Regions from separate parts of the Homo sapiens genome. Here region 1 is linked to region 2. Evidence: chromatin contacts called from ENCODE Hi-C or POLR2A ChIA-PET data. All regions are on one chromosome and are shown on one strand. The core of a region is the stretch at or near the end of the contact, and the rest is flanking DNA. Distances in the headings are between cores, read along the strand shown. Region 1 has its middle 20 kb from the start of WFDC3. Region 2 holds the start of WFDC13 (WAP four-disulfide core domain 13).

What was found. A loop is a pair of places that touch in the nucleus more often than their neighbours do. ChIA-PET counts read pairs that join two places held with the same protein, here RNA polymerase II (POLR2A). Pooled maps may share reads with other maps.
Region 1: a map of SK-MEL-5 shows a loop between it and region 2 (5-fold over the local background). The contact joins the enhancer-like site here to the promoter of WFDC13 in region 2. A Hi-C loop is called at or near these places in 1 of 168 maps with a recorded cell type or tissue (SK-MEL-5), 1 of 37 single-sample maps with no recorded cell type and 3 of 50 pooled maps. POLR2A ChIA-PET finds 5 or more read pairs at or near these places in 2 of 52 experiments (GM12878 and RWPE1).

The regions. Positions count from the first base shown.
Region 1 is chr20:45,769,873-45,774,021 of GRCh38, forward strand. No RefSeq gene overlaps it. Among named protein-coding and RNA genes, the nearest start is that of WFDC3, 20 kb to the right of the region's middle. RefSeq lists enhancers at 1,195-1,788, 1,789-2,381. Within about 2 kb of position 1,464, at least 5 of the 41 ENCODE cell types and tissues checked have a DNase peak (open chromatin) inside an H3K27ac peak, as active enhancers do.
Region 2 is chr20:45,700,006-45,703,589 of GRCh38, forward strand. WFDC13 (WAP four-disulfide core domain 13) reads left to right here and starts at 2,033. Exons shown (of 4, transcript NM_172005.2): 1 at 2,033-2,206. The coding sequence starts at 2,119. The region is part of intron 2 of WFDC10B (WAP four-disulfide core domain 10B); the gene reads right to left.

The DNA of each region.
Region 1 (4,149 bases), core at 214-2,713, 69 kb after region 2:
AGCAGGAGGATCACTTGAACCTGGGAGGTCGAGGCTGCAGTGAGCATGATTGCACCACTGCACTCCAGCTTGGGAGACAGAGTGAGACCCTGTCACAAAAAACAACAACAGAAAATAAAATACTACAAAACAAGTTACATGAAAATGAAAGTCTTTAAACCAAGAGTGAAAAAAGGTAGGGGATCCAGGCGCAGTGGCTCACACCTGTAATCCCAACACTTTGGGAGGCCAAGGCATGCAGATCATGAGATCAAGAGATCAAGACCATCCTGGCCAACATGGTGAAACCCCATTTCTACTAAAACTACAAAAGTTAGCTGGGTGTGGTGGTGGGCGCCTGTAGTCTCACCTACTCAGGAGGCTGAGGCAGGAGAATCGCTTGAACCTGGAAGGTGGAGGTTGCAGTGAGCCAAGATTGCACCACTGCACTCCAGCCTGGTGACAGAGCCAGACTCTGTCTCAAAAAAAAAAAAAAAAAAGGTGGGGGAGGACAAGTAATAAAAGAGGGTGGCAAGAAGGATCGATTTTGTCAGAGAAACTGAATAACAACAGCTAACATTTATTGAGTGTGTGCTTTGTGCCAGGCTCTGCTAAGTGCTTTCTTTATAATCTTTTTTTTTTTAGACGGAGTCTCCCTCTGTGGCCTAGGCTGGAGTGCAGTGGCACGATCTCAGCTCACTGCAGCCTCCAAATCCTGGGTTCAAGCAAGTCTCCTGCTTCAGCCTCCCGAGTAGCTGGGACTACAGGCGTCCACCACCATGCCCAGCTAATTTTTGTATTTTTAGTAGAGACGAGGTTTCACCATGTTGGCCAGGGTGGTCTCAAACTCCTGGCCTCAGGTGGTCGACCCACCTCGGCCTCCCAAAGTGCTGGGATTACAGGTGTGAGCCACTGCACCTGGCCAGTGCTTTCTTTATAATGGACTCTTCACACCAATTCTATGAGGTAGGCAGTGTGGTAATGTTATTATACACACAAAGCTGATAAGCAGCACAAGATTATAGATTCAGACCCAGGCCTTACTCCGAAACCTGAGCTCTTGGCACCCTGGTAGCCAATGCGAAGATGGAAACATCAGCTCTAGAAAGCCCCTACCACAGAGTCTGGAAAGACAGACGATGCCCAGTAAGTTATTTCCCTGCCCATTCTCACACTAACTCAGAGGGAGAAACTTTTTCTTGATCTTGAGCTCCACAGGGAATTTGACCCTGTGGCTTTGTACAAGAAACACTAATACGACATAGTGGGTAATGTCCCCCATATCAATGTTACCAGAAATGAAGCAGCATGCCACATCATATGAAAACAGAGGGCATAATGTTAGGTCTTAATTTATTAAGTGCAGTTCAGTCGGGATCCAGGAGCTTAGACAGCTGATAGCAAGCTTTCACTTTATCTTTTAGAATGCCCTTTTGCCCTTTTGAGTCTCTTGCCTGGAAATGGTCTATGACAGACCTCTGCTGCCCTCTGGTGGGCAGAGCATGAAGCACCCAGCAAAGAATTCTTTCCAGTCACATGGCCTCTTCTTTGTTTATATTGCTGAATCTGTGGGAAGCTGGGCTTCTCCACACAATCCCTTGAGGAGAAGGCTTAACTTGTATATGAAAGGAAAGACACCTCTCCCAACTCAAGAGCAACCCACTGCCAGGATACGCTCTGGGCCTCCTGCCTTCCTCACCCCACTTACACGCCTTACCAATAACATCATGCCCCCACGGGAGCAGTGGAGGCTGCAGGGGCCCATGGTATTGCTGGGGCCAAGGGCACATATGGAGTCTGAGATTTCTACAACCAGATGGTCAAGAAGCAGGGTGGAGAAGGGAGGAGCTGCGTGGTTCTGGTCAAAGAACAAGTCTTTCTCAGCCTACACTGGAGCCCCAGACATTCCTGCCCACGATGAGGAAGCTGAGGAGCAGGGCGGGGGAGAAGGGTGGCTTTTCAACCTGGTCAGAGGCTAATTTCGGGGTGCAAGGTGAGAGAGTAGGATCACGGTCCACTGAGACCTGCTCCTGGGTCATTTCCACCCCAGGACCAAGGCTGAAATGGACTTAAACCCTGAGGAAGGAAAGGTTCTAATGGCTTCTTTAGTTCAGGGTCCAACAGTAGAGAAAGCTGCCCAGAAAGACCTGGGGGTGGGAATTTGGCCCCAGCTCAGCCTTTAACCGCCAGCTTTCAAATTTAACCCTTCAGCACTCTCTCTCATCTCTATCTCTCTCTCATCTCCATCTCTATCTCTCTATACATCTATCTATCTCTCTATCTCTCTCGACGTTGCTACCTGTAAGCAGGTCAGCAGCTCCCTCTGGAAAGGGTGAGCCTCCAGACGAGGAGGAAAGGTCTGCAAGGAGCAGCTCTCCCATTGCTCAGCCTGAGCTGTGCCTGGGGCTCACACCTGTCTCTCCAGTCCCACTCTCCACCCTGACAGAACATCATTCTGCAATATGAGAGGATTCCCAGACTGTTGTTTTTCATTGAAAGTTCTACCATACTGATGATTTTTTTTTTTTTTTTTTTTTTTGAGATGGAGTTTCGCTCTTGTCGCCCGGGCTGGAGTGCAATGGCAGGATCTCGGCTCACTTGGAACTTCCACCTCCCAGGTTCAAGCAATTCTCCTGCCTCAGCCTCCTGAGTAGCTGGGATTACAGGCGTGCACCACCAAGCCTGGCTAATTTTTGTATTTTTAGTAGAGACGGGGTTTCACCATGTTGGTCAGGCTGGTCTTGAACTCCTGACCTCAAGTGATCTGCCTGCCTTGGCCTCCGAAAATGTTGGGATTACAGGCGTGAGCCACTGCACCCGACCACTGCTGAGTGTCTGTGCCTTCTCCCCCTTGTTTTCATCCTGGCATGTGAAATTCTGGTTTCTACCTGGTTCAGAACATTTATCTCTTTTCAGTACAGTAGACATGTCAATGTTGCCTGATCTGAAAAAGAGTGGCTGGCATGAACCTCGCAGTGGCCAACCCAGAAACATCCATGACTCCAGGATCATGTTGCAGGGAACTGGGAAGGGCCAGTGTCTGTGTGATGGGCTGCTGAACATTTTGGCAGATCCCTCTTCCACTGTTTTATCATTTTGTTGTTTATTTAAAAACTCGAATACATGCACATAGTTTTTTTAAAAATCATTATATCATCACACCACCACACCCGGCTAATTTTTGTATTTTTAGTAGAGACAGGGTTTCTACTAAAACAGTCAAAGGCACAGCTACTCAGAAGGCTGAGGTAAGAGAATTGCTTGAGCCCAGGAGGCGGAGGTTGCAGTGAGCGGAGATCGTGCCACTGCACTCCAGCCTAGGCGACAGAGCAAGATTTCGTCTCAAAAAAAAAAAAAGATAACTAGTTAAATAAATTACCCATTTCATAGAGTTCTATTAAAAGAATATACGTGATGACATGAAAGATCTCCAAGATACACAATATAATCCATTTCATATAAATAAAAAACATAACTTTAAAAAATTATCTTGGTCCCAAGAACCTAGGGATATCCCCTCCCTAAAATAAAGCTACCTGGAGGGGACAAACTGCCTGTCTTGGAGCCAAGGGCTGGCCCTCAAGGAAGGAGGTCCAAGGTGGGAACATTCCAACATCTATAAGAAACTAGCCACTCGGCTGGGCACAGTGGCTGACGCCTGTAATCCCAGCACTTTGGGAGGCCAAGGCAGGCAGATCACCTGAGGTCAGGAGTTCAAGATAAGCCTGGCCATCATGGTGAAACCCCGTCTCTACTAAAAATACAAAAATTAGTCAGGCATGGTAGCGCGCCTGTAGTCCCAGCTACTCGGGAGACTGAGGCAGGAGAATCACTTGAACCTGAGAGGCAGAGGTTGCAGTGAGCCAAGATTGCGCCACTGCACTCCAGCCTGGGCAACAGAGTGAGACTACATCTCAAAAAAAAAAAAAAACTAGCCACTCACCCTTGTTCCACCCTCAACCCACATTCTCCAATAAAAGAAAGAAGGTCAGCAGGTCTAAAAGAGACTGACCTCCACCCCCACCAGGGCTTGAGAAAGACATCTATGGCAAGTCACTCTCAGTTTAGTTTCCACCCTCAACCCACATTCTCCAATAAAAGAAAGAAGGTCAGCAGGTCTAAAAGAGACTGACCTCCACCCCCACCAGGGCTTGAGAAAGACATCTATGG
Region 2 (3,584 bases), core at 783-3,282:
ACTTTTAGAAATTTACTGATATTATACCTCCAACAATACAGAAAATTATGCATAATTGTTCATTGCAGCATTATTTATAATAGCAAAATCTTGGAAACTACCTAAATGCCCAAATATAGGAGACTGGCTATATGACTAAGGTGTATGTCAAATGCAGCTGTAATAGAGGAAAAATTGTTATGAACTACTGGAGAGCAGTTTTCAGGATATATTGTTAAATGAAAACAACAAGGTGCAAATGGGTATATTCGTGCAAGAAAAACAGAGTTGAGAGTTCAAGTAACTAATTATCTTAAATCAAGAATTTATAGAGAATTGATAAAGAAGGGCTGCTACTCAGCACATCCTATGAAGTCAGCATAAACTTGCTATGAAACCAAGCAAGGACAATATGAGAAAGACAAGTTACAGGCCCAGTTCATTATGAACATAGATGTAAAATACCTTAAAAATAGCAAACTAAACCAAACAATATAAAAATGATAATATTCAATGATCACCTTATATTACCATAGAAATGGCTTAATGTTTGAAAATCTGAATGTTCACTGCATTAACAGATTAAAGGATATAAAAATGTTATCATCTCAATATACATAGAAAAAAGCAATACATATAATCTGACATAAACTAATTTAAAATTTCTTGTTAGGAATGAAAGAAAAATTTCTAAACCTGATAGAGGGTACTTATGAGAAACCTAAAGTGGAGACAATTCTAAAAGGGGAAACAAGAAGTTTTCATTTTAAATCAGGTATCAGACAAAAATACACACTATCACCACTTACATATGATGTACTCAAGGGCCTAGCGAGCACAGTGAGGCATTAAAAATGGCATAAAGTTTGAAGAAGAAAACTATAACTGCTTATTTGCCTATGATAAACACTGAAGAGAACACACAAAGAAACCATAATAAACAATGGGAGAATTTAGCAAGCTAACTAGTTACAAATTTGTGGAAAGAAGAAAAGATCCAAGCTTTAAAGAGAGGAAAGCAAGTTTGAAATAGTATTTGTAGAAAGTGGGAACACTGGCTTACTGAAGAAACTTAGTAAGATTGCCAGACCCTTTTTGGTTTGGTGATGGTGCATCTATTGTGCTGTTTAGTAGCCCAGTTGAGTTATTTTCCCCCAGCAACAATTATCTGCCTAGGTTCAAGCTTCAATGAAATTGATGGTTGGATTCATTCAGGGTTGCAGTTTTTGTAGGTAGATTCAAGCAAGGAGATTTAAATGACAGGTTCTGAGTCCTACATTGATAGAAAGAAAAGTAAACGCCTATAGGGGAGGACTACGAAATAGGGAAGTGAAGAGTCAATGTTTATTGGTTTCAGTGAGGTCAAATAATTGTCATGGTGGAGATTTTTGAGCAAACTGGAAAGTTAACTTCTCTACATTAGCAGTAAACAAAAGGAATTAGTTGAAAAGTTATGATAACATTTACAATTTCCTTTTAAAAACTTCAAGCCTCAGACCAGGCGCGGTGGCTCACACCTGTAATCCTAGCACTTTGAGAGGCTGAGGAGGGCAGATCACCTGAGGTCAGGAGTTCAAGACTAGCCTGGATAACACAGTGAAACCCCATCTCTACTAAAAATACAAAAATTAGCTGGACATGGTGGTACACGCCTGTAATCCCAGCAACTCAGGAGTCTGAGACACAAGAATTGCTTGAACCTGGGAGGAAGAGGCTGCAGTGAGCAGAGATCGCACCACTGCACTCCAGCCTGGGTGACAGAGCCAGACTCCATCATCTCAAAAAAAAAAAAAAAAAATTCAATCCTCTGTGAATAAATATAACATGTACAATTTCCACAGGGGAAAATTATAAAAAAATGTTAAGGGACATGAATAAGATCTAGATACAGATGAAAGAGATAGCAAGGTCAAGATTAGGGGAATAAAGGAGGATATGAAAACACTACGTGACCCTGGAGTGGGTGTGATTGGGAGGTGCTTGGATTCCTGCCCTGCCGGTTTTGATTGGAGTACACGGTGAAAGGCTAGTCACACTGGGCCTCCACTTTGCCCTCTTTCCTTCTCTTCTCCTCACAGCAGTGCCTGGTCAAACCCAGCAACCCTTGGCCAGAACTTACTCACCCATCCCACTGACACCATGAAGCCTGTGCTGCCTCTCCAGTTCCTGGTGGTGTTCTGCCTAGCACTGCAGCTGGTGCCTGGGAGTCCCAAGCAGCGTGTTCTGAGTAGGTGCTGGATCTGGGCCCAAGGAGGGAAGTAACATGTGTGGATAGGAGAGGATCTGAGGGCTGACAGTCTGTCACACCTCTTGGAAAAATACCGTGTCATGTTCAAGGGCCCAAGCTTTATTGTTGGCAAGATCTAGGTTTGAATCCCTGCTCTGTTGCTGAGTGACCTTGGGCATAGTATCTGGGCCTCAGGTTTTTATCCTTATAATGAATACAGGAGGAGAACAGATAATGCATGCAGACATAGCTCACTCTTACTAAACCATGGTAAATGCTCAGTAATATTAAATGCTGTAAATGTGATCAGCCTCATCATCCAGCTTAGTCTTGCTGCCCGTGGCTCCTTCATGGATGCTTGGACTCACTTTTCAAGCAATAAAACAGAGAGACAACGAAGTTGGTAGAACTCAAGCTAGAATCTACATAACCTTGGCCTTGGAGGATGTTTTGGGAAGGAGGGAAAGGAAGTCTTGCCTTTTATTCCACATTTTCAAACTCCAGAGGTACTGTACAATTACCGGTAATTAGCATCAATGGGACAGTGTAGAGTCCATCTCAGCAGCCACCACTGCCCAGCTCAACTCAAAAGAGCTCTGGCTCTAGTAATGTTGACCTTAACCAATACCAAGTGGGAAAAGAACTGTTATTCATCATACATCCACTCTTCTATGGGGAAAACATCTTCAGAATACTGGCGGCTCAGAAGAGGGATAAGTGTGGTAGCTCATGTGTCTGGGGAGGCTAGGTCCTGCTTAAGAAGTTTCAGAAAAGGCATGCAGGTTTGTAGGACTAAGAGGGACTAAGCAAGCTACAAGAAAATAGGAGTGCCCAGGGTAGAGTTAATTGGAGAATCAGAATTTGAGGAAAGGCACAAAGAGGCTTTCTAAAAGACTGGTAAATGCTGTGAGTGAAGTTGGGACCAGATACCCAGAAGAGGGGTCAAGACTTGAAAAGGGTGACCTCTCTGAGATCTCTGGATCATGGTGTCTATCTCTAAACTGCTCTGTTGAGCCCCAAGCTCTTCAAAGTGTGGATTAGTTCCAATTTCTTGCAGTGCCCCAGTGAGCTATAGAATAGCTGAGAGGCCAGGGGTGAGTACTAGTTATTGGTCTCTGTTAAATTGTCAACAGCTTGAACCTCAGCTTCTTTTACCCCAATTCTGGTGCCATTTGCTACTACAGTTATAGTCATGACCTCTTTCTTCATTCATTCCTTTCAAATCATCATAATATCCTATAGATTTCCTTCTAATTGCAAATATTTGCAGAGGAATAGACCCACAATTCCTCTATTTGCAATAGAATGCCCCACTTTTGACTTTTGCCCCCAAAGAAAGGGAGAATCACAAGGTACAAAAATTAGGACCTGGAAGGGC